2 separate regions of the Homo sapiens genome follow, and region 1 is linked to region 2. A link is a contact called in ENCODE Hi-C or POLR2A ChIA-PET data. All regions are on one chromosome and are shown on one strand. The core of a region is the stretch at or near the end of the contact, and the rest is flanking DNA. Distances in the headings are between cores, read along the strand shown.

Region 1 (3,814 bases), core at 42-2,541, 390 kb after region 2:
AGCTTTCTCTTAAGTTATAGTGTTTCTCATGGGTGTTTTCCCTGTTCCTCCTCTTCACCTAGGATATTGGTCTCTGTTCACTTTGGTTCCCCATCTTTTCACCACCCATTATTCACCTTCACACATTTCTGCAACTTCATAAACCACAGTCTGTTCAGTTTCTCATCAGAATGTTATTGTCCATTCCTATAGGACGAGTTCCAAGCCCACCAACTCCTTGTCTTTATTAATCCTTCCTATTCTAGCCCTCAGGATTCTGTTTTCTGAGAATAAGAGGGTACTTTCTCTGTCATCCATGTGTCCCATTTTGTAGTTGACTCAAACATTCTTAGTTGCCCTATATATTCTGCCTCAGCTGCCTTGTGTACTGGCTTTTCAGGACAGAGCGTGTTTTCTCAGCTGTTAATGTTTCTTTTGTACCTGTCACATAACAGTAACTTAGTAGTTAATTATTGCTGTTAAATACCCAATTATCTAGTTTTCTGCTTTTAATTTCTCAAAATCACCTTGGTGATTTTTAAGTGATTTGTTTATTGTTTGTTTTTTATAGATGTAAAAAAAGATTGGTCTGACCATGCTCTCTGGTGGGAAAAGAAGAGAACTTGGCTTCTGAAGACACATTGGACCTTAGATAAGTATGGTATTCAGGCAGATGCTAAGCTTCAGTTCACCCCTCAGCACAAACTGCTCCGCCTGCAGCTTCCCAACATGAAGTATGTGAAGGTGAAAGTGAATTTCTCTGATAGAGTCTTCAAAGCTGTTTCTGACATCTGTAAGACTTTTAGTAAGTATTACATAAATTCTTCTTAAAATACGAGTTATGTGATGTACAGATGACCGATGACTGACATAGCTTATCCCAAGGGATGGGGCATGGGCTGAACTATCTGTATATATGTATGTGTGTGAAATTTCTACTTCATTAAAGTTTTTATATTAAGATAAATGCTGGGTTAAGGTGGAACAGGAAGAACCTAGTAGAGATTCTTTCCTTACTAGAATTGTATCTGATATTTAATACTTTATTTTTATGGAGAGGTTAAAGGAACAGGCACTATTTTCAGGGGAACATACATGGCTTTGCAATGTTTCCTTCACATAAGTCACTATTTGATTTTAGTGATTCAGGCAGATTGTGTCACTTCCTCCATTGAAGGCCTGACACAGCTCCTAAGGAAATGACTATGAGTGTTGTCTTCCTTCACCAGTCTACAATTTGAACATCTCTGTAGTATTTCTATTTATGCATTCTGAAATGAGATGTGGGTTACTTTGGCTGACCCAGTTATGTCATATGACAGGAAGTATTCAACCATCTGAGAAAATGTGAACTGCTGTCACTACCACTAGTGCAGAACTCTGCTGTATTTTTTCCTATTTGAGAAATTCTTGGTTAAAGATACATTTAGTGACTTCTCATATTTTAATTCCAAATAAAGTACTGCAGTTTTTTATTCATGTTAAATTTTTAAATTATACTAGTAATTTATAAATACACTCTGTTGTAAAAGAATCAATGAATATAGACATACATAGTAAGCTCCCCCTTCCCCTAAGTAATCATTCTTGACAGTTTGGTGATTTTCTATGCATTTATTTGTCCATACATATCGGATTTTTTTTAATAAATAGGAGCATTTTATATGTATTTTTTAAACTTAGTAATGTCTTAGAGATCTTTCTATGTGTTATACATTCTTTTAAGCTGTAATTCAGAGTATAGACGTACTATTAATTTACATCCAATTACTTCTTGGCCTTTTTGGCTAAGATCAAGTATAATTTATAACCACATTTCCCTGTTAATGATCAGTTAGGTTGCTTCACTCTTAGAGCAAATGCTGCAACATTTTCAAATGTTTTAAATATTGCTGAAAACATTTGAAAATATTTTAGTTGGGCTAGCGCCAGAGTACCCAATCTTCCTTGCTGGTGTCAGCACCCACACTCACTGCTAGAGCCTGTGGGCAAATGCTGCTCCTGTACAATGCCTCAAGCACTGACCTGTGGACAGTATGGAGGTGCTGAGACTACCTACCTCTTAACCCAGAGCCCTGCCTGCTGCTTATGCCTGTAGGCTTGGAGCTTGGAGGAGTCTGAATCCTCACCCATTTCTTGTGTTTAGTTTGGGCTGTGGCTTCCCTTAAACCAATACCAACTTTTTTCTGTCTTCAAGAATCACTCATTATTTACCCTCTTACTGTAGTTTCCTGTCTCCTAGCACTGTTATGGATGTTCATCTTCCCTCCCCGCCTACAATTTTTAAATATCTTTTGCTGTCATTTCAGGGGATTCGGGATGTAGGAGGGGAGATACAGGTAGATTCACATTGCCTTTTTGATCTAATGCCCTTGAAATTTTTTTTAAAGTGAAACAGGGTTTTTATTATTATTATTAAAATAGAGAAAAATACAAAGAATACCAAATTCCCATTATCTGGAATTAATAATTGTTGATATTTTGTCATTTTGTCAAATGACAAATATGACTTGAAGTCAAAGTAATACTGGTAAAATTCTTGAGTCTCATTATCCTAACTTCCCTTTACAAAGCAACTACTATCATAAGTTCAGTGTGTATCCAGTACTGTAAAATACACAGACACACACATACACACACACACACACACACACACGTATCTCTGTGTGTATATATCCATAAACTGTATATGTTATTGCCATTACCACGTAGGTATTTTCTTACTAAGTTTTGTACGTGTGTGCAAGAATTTCTCTCGAGTATCCACCTAGAAGTAGAAGTAAAATTGCTGTTTTAAATATATACATAATTCATTTCAGAGTACTGTCAAATTGTCTCCCAGTTGGTTATACCAGTTTATATTCCAACTAGCAATGTATGAAAACCCGTTGCCACAAATCCTCACTAACACTTGATTATGGTCTGTTTTGTTGTTTTTGTTTCCAAGAGAAAAAGACAGTATTTTGTTTTAGTTTACAAAGCTAAATATGTTTTTAAATCATTATTGGACATCTAAGTTCCTTTTTTTAATTGTTTATATCATTTGTCCATTTTTGAGAAATTAATAAACTGTAGTTTTTACAGGAGTTGTAGGTTCACAGCAAAGTTGAGCAAAAGTACAGAGAATTCCCACATACCCTCTGTCCTCACACATGCACAACCTTCCCTACTCTCAAAGTCTGTACCAGAATGGTACATTTATTGTAACTGGTGAACCTACCTTGACATACCATTATCACTCAGTGACAGTAGTTTATGTTAGGGTTCACTTCTGGTGTTGTACATGCTGTGGGCTTGGAAAAATATATACTCGTGTATCTACTGTTGTGGTATTGTACAGAATAGTTTGACTGTCCTAAAAATCTTCTGTGCTCTGCCTATTCATCCCTCTCTCCTCATCACCACCACTCATCCTTTTACCTAGTTTTGCCCTTTCCAGAATATCATATGTTTGGACTCATACAGTATGTAGCCTTTTCATATTGGTTTCTTTCACCTCGTAATAGGCATTTAAGTTTCCTCCATGTTTTTTTGTGGCTTGATAGCTTATTTCTTTTTTTTTTCTTTTCTTCTTCTTTTTTTTTTGAGACGAGTCTCGCTCTGTTGCCCAGGCTGGAATGCAATGGCGTGATTTTGGCTCACTGCAACCTCCACTTCCCGGGTTCAAGCAATTCTTCTGCCTCAGCCTCCCAAGTAGCTGGGATTACAGGCACCTGCCACCAAACCGGGCTAATTTTTGTATTTTTAGTATAGATGGGGTTTCATCATGTTGGCCAGGCTGGTCTCGAACTCCTGACCTCAGGCGATCCACCCACCTCCGCCTCCCAAAGTGCTG
Region 2 (3,774 bases), core at 168-2,667:
GGACAGTCAACTTGGAACAAAGTTTGACTTAACACAAGTTTCCCAGGTCTGAGAAATATGGCAAGAGGTGGGATTTATTGTTGTTGTTGCTTATCAAAACAGTGAGAAATGGCATGTTAATCAGCGAAGGACAAATTGTGGCTGTCATTTCCTTTTTCTCTAAAAGGTAAATATGTATAGACTGCAAATCATGTCCAGGAGAACTTATTTCTCACATCCCCATCCATCAGTTTGCTCTCAACTGCTCTCAACAAAGTGAGGAACCAGCTTTAAAATAGCTCTGAAATGGAAGGCTACTCTAGGTATGAAATATCCCATGGACCAAACCCAATAATCTCACTTCTCTTGAGTGCTCTCTTATTCTGACATCCAGCATGGTCACAAATAGCTTTTAAAACTGGACCAGGTACAGAAACCAGTCAAAGAAAATAAGAGGATAAAATTTGGAGAAGCCCGTCATGGATTTTAGCTTCCAAGCATATCACCAAAACTGTAATGTTCAACAACTTAAGCAGACATTCTCAGTGACTTCAGTTGACTTCAATGAATTCTGTTTCAGTCCATTTACCACAAAACAGTATGCCAAGGAAGGGACCCCACAGAGAGGAACTTCTCCTATCTAGTCATACCCTACCAACTCAGGTCTGAGGTCCTGATACTAAAAAGCTAAGTAACAAAGAAAATAATTTTTGTGCCTCTGAAGCCATTTTTCGAGGTGAGATGTTTCGCTCCTAGCCAAGCAAAGCTGCAGAATCTGTAGAATGTTGTCTTGCTCCCTCCTTGTCACCAGCCTGCCCTTTAACCCACCACTGAATGCCCTTTTTCTGCTCCAAGACAGCTATTGAATCACCACATTATACTCCCTGACCCTGCGGGGCCATGGTACAATATCAGAATGTCAAACTGGGTCTGAAAAGGGCTTTGTGTGGGATGAGACAAGACTCTAAGGATAGTAGAGCTGCTGAATCACTCAGGATCTGACCACAAATAGTGCTACGCTAAGCTTGCTGGGTAAAACTGCTGCCAGAAGCCCCTGTTAAATTTCTGGGCTAATTATGGAGGGTGGGAGGGTGACCTTGGAGGCAAGTTGTACTTAACACAGAGACCAGGAAGCCTAAGGGAAGAAACCCAAGTTGTACATCCTCATAAATACAATTTAAAATTCTCTAATTTAATAAAAGCATGCGATCCTACGACAAGGTAGTTTTCCTTAGGAGCAGGTGCACTGCAATTTTTTTTTTAATTTTCATATTAAATCTTCAGAGAGTTACACGGTAGATGGCAGCCTGGAAATACGCTGATGTATCCTGGCAGAATTTCAGACATAATGATTTTTTTTTCCTCTGTAAATCTTCCATCAGTGGGAAGGAAAGCCCTGCCAAAACTGAGAAACCCAAGCTGGAGGCAGCGAGGCTCCCACTCAGAGCACGGCGACATGCCAAGGCTTTCAAGGCCAAATCGGAAACAACCACGTTGAGTTCATTAAAACGACTGAATGATCAAAGTCATGCAAGCCTTCACAAAGGCAAAAATTAATCTGTTTAATACTTGGCTAAATTCTCAAGTGCTAAAGTAAATTTGAAACGAAATTCATCAAACTCCCCCTCTTCCTGTGGAAAAATCCTTTGAGTTCCTCAGAGTGCCCAGCAGATGGCAGAAGCGGTCTTTGTTTCAATCCATGGGCCTCAGCTACCGCGCCATGCCCAAAATTAACGGGAATAGGTACACCTGGGTATAGTTGTATATCTGAATGTGAAAATACACTTTCAGGATATCAGGAATTATATTCCAGTATGGCTAGGGTTATTCTCAGTTATCAATCTCGAGGGAGGAAACGTCCCCAGGAAGTGGTACCAAAAGATGACTCTTGCACATCAATGAAAAGGCCTGTGGAAGGACGACAGTCCAACTACTGGAACCCTGTTTTTATATCTCTCAGGAGCCTCCCACCATGCCCACCCCTCATCTCCCTCCCATTTCCTACTCCTTAAAGACTTGCATACACATTCCTGAGTCTTCAGCAACCTGTGTCCTCGCCACCCAGGTGAAGAAGCTGGGTATGTGCAGGATATTCCCTACTGCAACAATGCCTCCTCAGCCTGCCTCCTCTGCCCAGGTCAGCCTCCACAACCAGAGGTTCTGGGAATTAGGTTCCACTGTCCTGAGCATTATGAATATTGATTCCTGTTGGACAAACTGCAGCTAGTCTAGGATCTCAGATTCCTCCATTTCCCGGGAGGGCAACATATAAAATATTAATACATTTCATCATGAGAAACAAAACTCATTAAAACTACATACATATTCATGAAAATTCTTTCACTGTTTATTTCATGAAATGAAAACATTTTTTCCAACCAGATCAAGGGAGGGAAGAAAATGTTTTCTATAGGTCCAATTTTATACACTCTGGTATGAAATGAATCAATAGTAGCTAGGAGGAGAAAAATCAAAGATTTCCTTTTCAACAGCAATAAATCCAGTCAAATCCTATTTGGTATGGCACTTGCCATAGCTTGTAAAATCTGAAGTTGCTAAATTATGTATTTCAATAGTAATTCCTTACAAATTAATAGGAAGTGCTAAATTAGGACAAGTGGCCTCCAATTGGATCCAGATGCTCAATCCTAGACTAGGTAGAAAGTGTGAAAAATTAGGAACTGTACTGATTCTTTCTCTGAGTTTGTTGAAGGAGCCAAGTTCTTCCAGCATGGAATGTAAACACTTGGGAAGGTAGCCTAAGAGAAGCATGTGTTACGTGGCAGCCTGAGTCCCAGCTGTGTTTACACTGAGATTCCAAAATATCTGAGCCTGGAAGGACAGCTGTGGTGTAAGGAGGAACAGAGGAGCCTCCTGGGACAGAATGACCCCAAAGGGAAAGAGAGAAGCTGGTTCAAAACCAATGGGCCAGGGTTCAAGGGGTGGTGTGGTCATTAACAAAGCAGGGTGACCATCGCTCAGCTTATCCAGGAGACTCACATCCAAGTCCCAAGGGTGATGATGGAGAAAATGCTGAAACCTGTTGACATTATTGGCCCCCCTCATGCTGCTGGCTGTGTTGATGGTGGTGGAAACAATAAAAACAGCACTGGCCTTGGGCAGCCGTAGGGCTGACATCACCATCCTCAATCTTGGAGACTGGCAGCATCCACAGAGAGAGGGTGCCTTTGGGAGGCATCTGTGACACTGCTGCTGCATCTGCCATTCATGAAGAAGAGGCCCCAGCTGCAAATGAAGCCAGCATTTAATGACCCAGTATCAGAAGAAGAAAAATCACAGACCTCCTGCTGTGACAAAAACAACTAGTTCTCAGAGAACTGGCTGCGGTAGTGGAATAAAGACCCCCCAAAGATGCCCACGTCCTAAACCCCAGAAGCTGTGAGTGCATTACCTTACAGGGCAAAAGGGACATTGTAGATGTGATTAAGGACGTTGAGATGGGGACATTATCCTGGATTATGTGGTGGGCCCAAGACAATCAATCACAGGGTCCTTAGAAAAGGGAGGAAGGAGAGTCAGAATCAGAGAAGAAGATACAACAACAGAAGCAGTGGTCAGAGAGAGATACAAAGATGCTGCACTGCTGGCTTTAAAGATAAAGAAAGAGGCCTCAAGCTAAGAAATGTAGGAAGTCTTCAGAAGCTGGAAAAGGCAACGAAATGGGTTTTCCCGTGGAGCTTCCCAAGGCAGCATGGCTCTGCCGACCCATTTTAGACTTACAGCCCCCAGAACTATATAAGATAAGTGTGTGTGGTTTTAAGCCACTAAGACTGT

What was found. A loop is a pair of places that touch in the nucleus more often than their neighbours do. ChIA-PET counts read pairs that join two places held with the same protein, here RNA polymerase II (POLR2A). Pooled maps may share reads with other maps.
Region 1: a loop to region 2 is called in a pooled map, with 5 times the contacts of the local background. The contact joins two enhancer-like sites. A Hi-C loop is called at or near these places in 5 of 37 single-sample maps with no recorded cell type and 12 of 50 pooled maps. POLR2A ChIA-PET finds 5 or more read pairs at or near these places in 1 of 52 experiments (OCI-LY7).

What each region holds. Positions count from the first base shown.
Region 1 is chr14:52,916,093-52,919,906 of GRCh38, reverse strand. FERMT2 (FERM domain containing kindlin 2) reads left to right here. Exons shown (of 15, transcript NM_006832.3): 3 at 551-784. All of the region lies in intron 2 of LOC105370500 (a long non-coding RNA gene), which reads right to left. Among named protein-coding and RNA genes, the nearest start is that of FERMT2, 33 kb to the left of the region's middle. RefSeq lists an enhancer at 1,179-1,288. Within about 2 kb of position 1,291, at least 8 of the 41 ENCODE cell types and tissues checked have a DNase peak (open chromatin) inside an H3K27ac peak, as active enhancers do.
Region 2 is chr14:53,304,259-53,308,032 of GRCh38, reverse strand. No RefSeq gene overlaps it. Among named protein-coding and RNA genes, the nearest start is that of DDHD1-DT, 150 kb to the right of the region's middle. RefSeq lists an enhancer at 1,488-1,782. Within about 2 kb of position 1,417, at least 14 of the 41 ENCODE cell types and tissues checked have a DNase peak (open chromatin) inside an H3K27ac peak, as active enhancers do.